Linked DNA regions of Homo sapiens: region 2 is linked to region 1. Evidence: read pairs that join two places in POLR2A ChIA-PET (ENCODE). Cell type or tissue: PC-9. All regions are shown on one strand. Links, peaks and the distances in the headings refer to the core of each region. The heading gives the core; the rest is flanking DNA.

What was found. ChIA-PET counts read pairs that join two places held together with the same protein. Peaks named below come from ENCODE experiments on the same cell type or tissue, not always from the same donor. Only the 100,000 strongest peaks of a DNase experiment are listed, where the experiment ranks them.
Region 2: POLR2A ChIA-PET joins it to region 1 with 8 read pairs; 4 of 35 experiments call an interaction of 5 or more read pairs at or near these places.

Annotation. Positions count from the first base shown.
Region 1 is chr16:48,408,783-48,411,690 of GRCh38, reverse strand. No RefSeq gene overlaps it. Among named protein-coding and RNA genes, the nearest start is that of SIAH1, 25 kb to the right of the region's middle. In PC-9, for the core only: no CTCF peak of the experiment used is centred there; DNase peaks (open chromatin) are centred at 1,220 and 1,510; H3K4me3 peaks cover 686 bases; H3K27ac peaks cover 2,493 bases.
Region 2 is chr16:48,612,218-48,615,125 of GRCh38, reverse strand. No RefSeq gene overlaps it. Among named protein-coding and RNA genes, the nearest start is that of N4BP1, 3.5 kb to the right of the region's middle. In PC-9, for the core only: no CTCF peak of the experiment used is centred there; a DNase peak (open chromatin) is centred at 1,315; H3K27ac peaks cover 1,033 bases.

The sequences.
Region 1 (2,908 bases), core at 155-2,654:
CCTCTCCAACCCCTTGTGGATTTAGCATCCAGAATGCTCTTGCCCAGACACAAACCTGCTTGTCTGCTTACACTCTTGAATGGCTCCCCACCCATAAGATAAAACAGGAGCTCTGTAGCATGGTCTGCAGGACTGTCCCTGAACTCACCTCTTATTATTCCCCATATGCATCCACGGGCACTCTCCACAGGGATTCGTATCGGCACTGTCACGCTTCCACATCTGCATGTGCTTGTACTTCTGGGATCTGATTTTCATCTCCCTTTTTGTCCCCTCACCTCTCAGAATTTTTGTTGTTGTTGTTTTTACACAGAGTCTCACTCTGTTGCCCAGGCTGGAGTACAGTGGTGCAATCTTGGCTCACTGCAGCCTCTGCCTCCCGAGTTCAACCTCCCTGTAGCTGGGATTACAGGTGTGCACTACCATGCCCAGCTAATTTTTGTACTCTTAGTAAAGGTGGGGTTTCTTATAAATAATAATAAGAAGGCCGGGTGTGGTGGCGCATGCCTATAATCCAGCACTTTGGGAGGCTGAGGCTGGTGGGTCACTTGAAGTCAGGATTTCAAGACCAGCCTGGCTAACATGGTGAAACCCCATCTCTACTAAAAATACAAAAATTAGCCAGGTGTAGTGGTGCATGCCTGTAGTCCCAGCTACTTGGTAAGCTGAGGCATAAGAATCGGTTCAACCCAGGAGGCAGAGGTTGCAGTGAGCCAAGATCGTGCCACTGCACTCCAGCATGGGTGGCAGAGGGAGACTTCTGTCTCAAAAAAAAAAAAAAAAAAAAAGAAGAGTGTAGGGCTCGAAAACTAGTAATGCTAATTAACTAACTCTGAGAACATCACATCTACCACCCATCTTTCTCTAACCATCTAATTTTGTTAGCCATAAATACATTTTTGAGCTGCTTATTCCTGAATCCAACTCTTGCATAAATTGTTGTGAACAAATACATGCATTGCTCAGTTCTATTGAACCACATGTGAAGACGGTGGGGAAGGCTGGTGGTCCCAGACTGTTTTGGTGCTCTATTCGGGGGTAGATAATTTCCTGAACTGGGCCTAATTGCTTTGGCTGCCAAGTAACAATTTGTTTTTAGTGGAAAACTTGGCCGAGGCAAGGCTTGTGCAATTGTGCCCTCGCCCTTACCTAAGGAATTCTGTGCACAGAGGCTGTCCTGTAGCTTCTGAGGTAGTCATGTGTGTAGACACACACCTGTAATTAGTGTTCAGGAGGTGCAGAGGGAGGTCACAAAATCCTTGTGTGAGTGCCAAGGAAGGGGCAGGACTAGAGAAGGGAGGCTCCTGGCCTGCACTGGGAGCTCAAGGGCAGAGCCCACTTCCTGGATGTCACCCACGCTTGAGCTCTGAAAGACCCCAAGGAAGCCACCTCGCTGATGAGGAAGGGCGGATGAGAGGAACGCTGAGGGGGTAGAATGCATGTGGCTTCTGGCAGCCTCTCTCTGAGGATTGCTCAAGTGTGTATGCCATGAACCTTGGCCTGCTTCTGATTTGTTGCTGCATATTGGATAGTTAGTATGTGCAGCAGCCTGGGTGACTCATGAAAGTGACTGATAAGCCCTCTCTCTCTTTGCAGTAAGGGCAGATTCTAGCATTTGAGTCCACTTTGGGAAGGGTGGTGTGTGAGGTCAACGTAGAATATTCCAGGCTGGCCAGGCATGGTTGGCCCATGCCTATAATCCCAGCATTTAGGGAGGCCGAGGCGGTTGGATGGCTTGAGCTCAGAAGCGTGTCTGTAGTCCCAGCTACTTGGGAGGCTGAGGTGGGAGGATCGCTTGAGCCCGGGAGGAGAAGATTGCAGTGAGCTAAGATCAAGCCACTGTACTCCAGCCTGGGCAACAGAAGGAAATTCTGTCTAAAAAAAAAAAAAAAAAAAGATATTCCAGGTCGTCTTGAAGTTCTCTCTTGACAAAGTTCTCTTAAGTTCCATCTAACAAACAGTTTTGTCTATTTGTTTTTATTAAAAGGAGGAAGAAAACAAAGAGAAAAGAAAGCTCTTACTTTTCCCTCCTAGGATTATAAGAAACATTACCCAATTTTAAAGGACTTCAAATTCAAATGTTGAAAGTCAGATGTTAAATAAGGTTTGTAGGCTGGGCTTGGTGGCTCACGCCTATAATCTCAGCACTTTGGGAGACCAAGGTGGGCAGATCCCTGAGGTCAGGAGTTTGAGACCAGCCTGGCCAACATGGTGAAACTCTATCTCTACTAAAAATACAAAAATTAGCCAGACATGGTGGCACACACCTGAAGTCTCAGCTACTCAGGAGGCTGAGGCAGGAGAATCACTTGAACCCGGGAGGTGGAGGTTGCAGTGAGCCAAGATCACACCACTGCACTCCAGCCTGGGTGACAGAGTAAGACTCTGTCTCAAAAAAATAAAATAAAAAATAAATAAGGGTTTGTAGAGATATCCTATAAACATAGAAGTTTCTCCAGCTCTAACATTTTAAAATTCTATGAATCTCAGATTTGTGTCACTCCAATATGTCCAGTAAAGTAGAAGGAAATATGACTTTGAAATTCACTAAAATGAAAAGATGGAAGCTGTATCTTTGCTGAATCCATGTCCTGAAATAGCTTTATAGGACAGGTAAAGCATTTCTGTTCATCTCTCCAGTAAATACTCGCATCTTGCAGCTGCCTCTCCGCGACCAGGGAAAGGAGAGCAGGCTTCCCAAGGAGGAGTGAAGTGGAGTCATTTCACAGGCACCCAGCCTCCCCTCACCCTGTTCTCTTTCTTCCTCTACAGTTGCCTTTCCCTGCAGTGGGACTGGCAGCCATCCAACACTTCTGCATTCTTCCAGTTGTCTCCCTTGTGTGGCCTTCCTTAGCTGCTTAGCACCATGACTCCACAAACCCACAAACACACAGCAGCCATCAGTTTA
Region 2 (2,908 bases), core at 252-2,751, 200 kb before region 1:
AGGCCCTACATGTGATTGTACCAAAAACACGGAACCCAGGACACTGCTGGCCAGAGAGCATCTTTGTCTGCTGATCTGATTGGTTGGGTGTGCCGAGCAACATTCCACGTGCACATCTGTCTGGTTTTGACAGCATCCTACGGCAAGGAAGGTCCAAGACTAAGGGGTTGGTCATGAGACCATGTGCTCTCCTCTTGCTTACCTTTGCACAAGGGCAGAAGAAGGGGCTGGCTGCATATCCAAGCTTGCTGCTGCTGTCATTATGGCATAGCACATAAGGCCAGTCAGCAGAGTCATGTAACCAGCAAAGGGTCCGTCTGCTCGCCACTGGTACAAAAATGACAGAATAACAAGAGCAAAGTGTGATAAGGAGATTTTATTATCCATGCTAATAAGGGAAGGAGTGGGTGAGATTCTTTCCAAAAATTTCCACCCTTCAATTTGTGGGGGGAATGCAGGGGTTTTTAAAGAGAGAGGGGTTTGGAATGGAGAGGAAGGGGGCTAGGAGGGGTCAGTGGTGCAATCCACTCCAACAGCTTATCTTGAATTATTGTTCCCTTTGGTGAAGGGGCCAGTGCCATCCTGGGCCTGACCAGGTTACAAATGAACTTCAGCCAATCTTGCAGTTAATTTCTAGTGCGTGAGCATGAGTAAACGTGAGTGAGTGTAGCCAGGAGTAAATTTCAGCCTTGACCGGGGAGAGAATTCTGGAGGCATACGGTCCATGTCAAGATCCAGCCCCTGGATGGGCGCAATGGCTCAGGCCTGTAATCCCAGCACTTTGAGAGGCCGAAGTGGGCAGATCGCCCAAGGTCAGGAGTTTGAGACCAGCCCGGCCAACATGGCAAAACCCTGTCTATACTAAATATACAAAAATTAGCCAGGCGTAGTGGCGGGCGCCTGTAGTCCCAGCTACTTGGGAGGCTGAGGCAGGAGAATGGCGTGAACCCGGGAGGCAGAGCTTGCAGTGAGCCGAGATCCCGCCACTGCACTCCAGCCTGGGCGACAGAGCGAGACTCCGTCTCAAAAAAAAAAAAAATTAGCTGGATGTGGTGGTGCATGCCTGTAATCTCAGCTGCTCGGGAGGCTGAGATAGGAGAATTGCTTGAACCCGGGAGGCAGAGGTTGCAGTGAGCTGAGATGGCACCACTGCACTCCAGCCTGGGAGACAGAGCAAGACTCCATCGCAAAAAAAAAAAAAAAAAAAAAAATCCAGCCCCTGAGGCTTCTAAGGAAATACATGACCAGATAAGTGAGCATGGTATGTGCTTGACGAGTGTTTGGGTAAATAAATGAGCATATGGCATGGGAGAATGGAATGGGGAAGGATAGGGAGTGGAGGTTCACAGTCCATTCCAAGGCTGTATGTCAAGATGACAGGAAACACATATGCAGCTTGTCTCAAAGTTGTATCTTGAGACTGGGGAGAAAGAAGGAAAGAAAACAAGGTTTTAAAATGCAGTTTGAAGCCAAGCTGCCTGCTTACAGTCAGACTGCCTGGATTCAAATGGCTATTTCTACCACTTCACTGACTAGCTCTGTGGAACATTCCAGAATTTCTCTATTCTTCTGTTTCCTCTTTTTTCCCCCTTAATTTACATTTTTTGTGGGGGGGCAGGTAAGAGACAGGATATCGCTATGTTGCCCAGGCACACCTTGAACTCCTGGGCTTAAACAATCCTCCCACCCCAGGCTTCCAAGTAGCTGAGACTACAGGCACCTGCCACCACCCCCGGCTGGTTTCCTCATCTTTGAAACAGGAAGAAAAACAATAGCAACCACTGTTGGAGTTTTAGGAGACCAATAAACACTCTTTCTGCCCCTTCTGAGTTCAGAACTAAGGAAGAAAAGCAGGTAGAGATCAAAATGTCATCATCATTGCTGACAAGAGCTAGACTGGAGGATGTGGTTGAAGTGAAAATACTTTACCCCCAGTCACTAACACAGCAACTGCAGACAGCCCATTACCAGGGTACAGGGCGGTCCAACCCAGCACCCCACCTTCTCAGAAAGTTATCAGTCAGAGAAATCCTCCTCCTGCTCTGGGGAAAAGGAGAATGAAAGCTAGATAGACATGTTCCTCCACACTTGGCCCCGCTGGGGAATGGAATAGGAATCTCCTCCTGTCCTTGAAAATATGAGAAGCAAAAATAAGTGATTCTCTCAATACCATTTTATGGGCTCTTGAGGTTGTTATGAGATTAAGGAAAAACACAGCTAAAGTATCTAGAATACAGAATTCATAAGGTTTCATCTCTGGCATCGACTGTCCTGGCTGGTCAGGCCAGCCAGATAGGCAAGGCTGGTTAACCGAGGGAAGTTGTGGTTGAGTGAGAAACAGCATGAAGCAAGGAAGTTCTTGAAAGGGGATTTTTTTTTTCTCTCTCTCTTTCTCCTTGTTCCTTACACTCAGGAAACCTTGAGAGTTCCCTAAAGGGAAATGCTGATCAAATATGAACTGGCAAGTCTTTTTTTTTTTTTTTTTTCTGAGATGGAATCTTGCTCTTGTTACCCAGGCTGGAGTGCAGTGGCGCGATCTTGGCTCACTGCAACCTCCGCCTCCGGGGTCCAAGCAATTCTCCTGCCTCAGCCTCCCGAGTAGCTAGGATTACAGGCATGTGCCACCACACCCAGCTAATTTTTTATATTTTGAATAGAGACGGGGTTTCACTACGTTGGCCAGGCTGGTCTCCAACTCCTGGGCTCAAGTGATCCGCCCTCCTTGGCCTCCCAAAGTGCTGGGATTACGGGTGTGAGCCACCACACCCAGCCTGGCAAGTCTTAAATTAAAACTGGAGGAAAAACCTCCCAAAACTATGTATCTTCAATTATACACCAACCCAGTGACTTATTAGCACAGCTTCTTGGCCCAGCATTTTTTAAGGGTGTGTGTATGCACTGCTTCTGT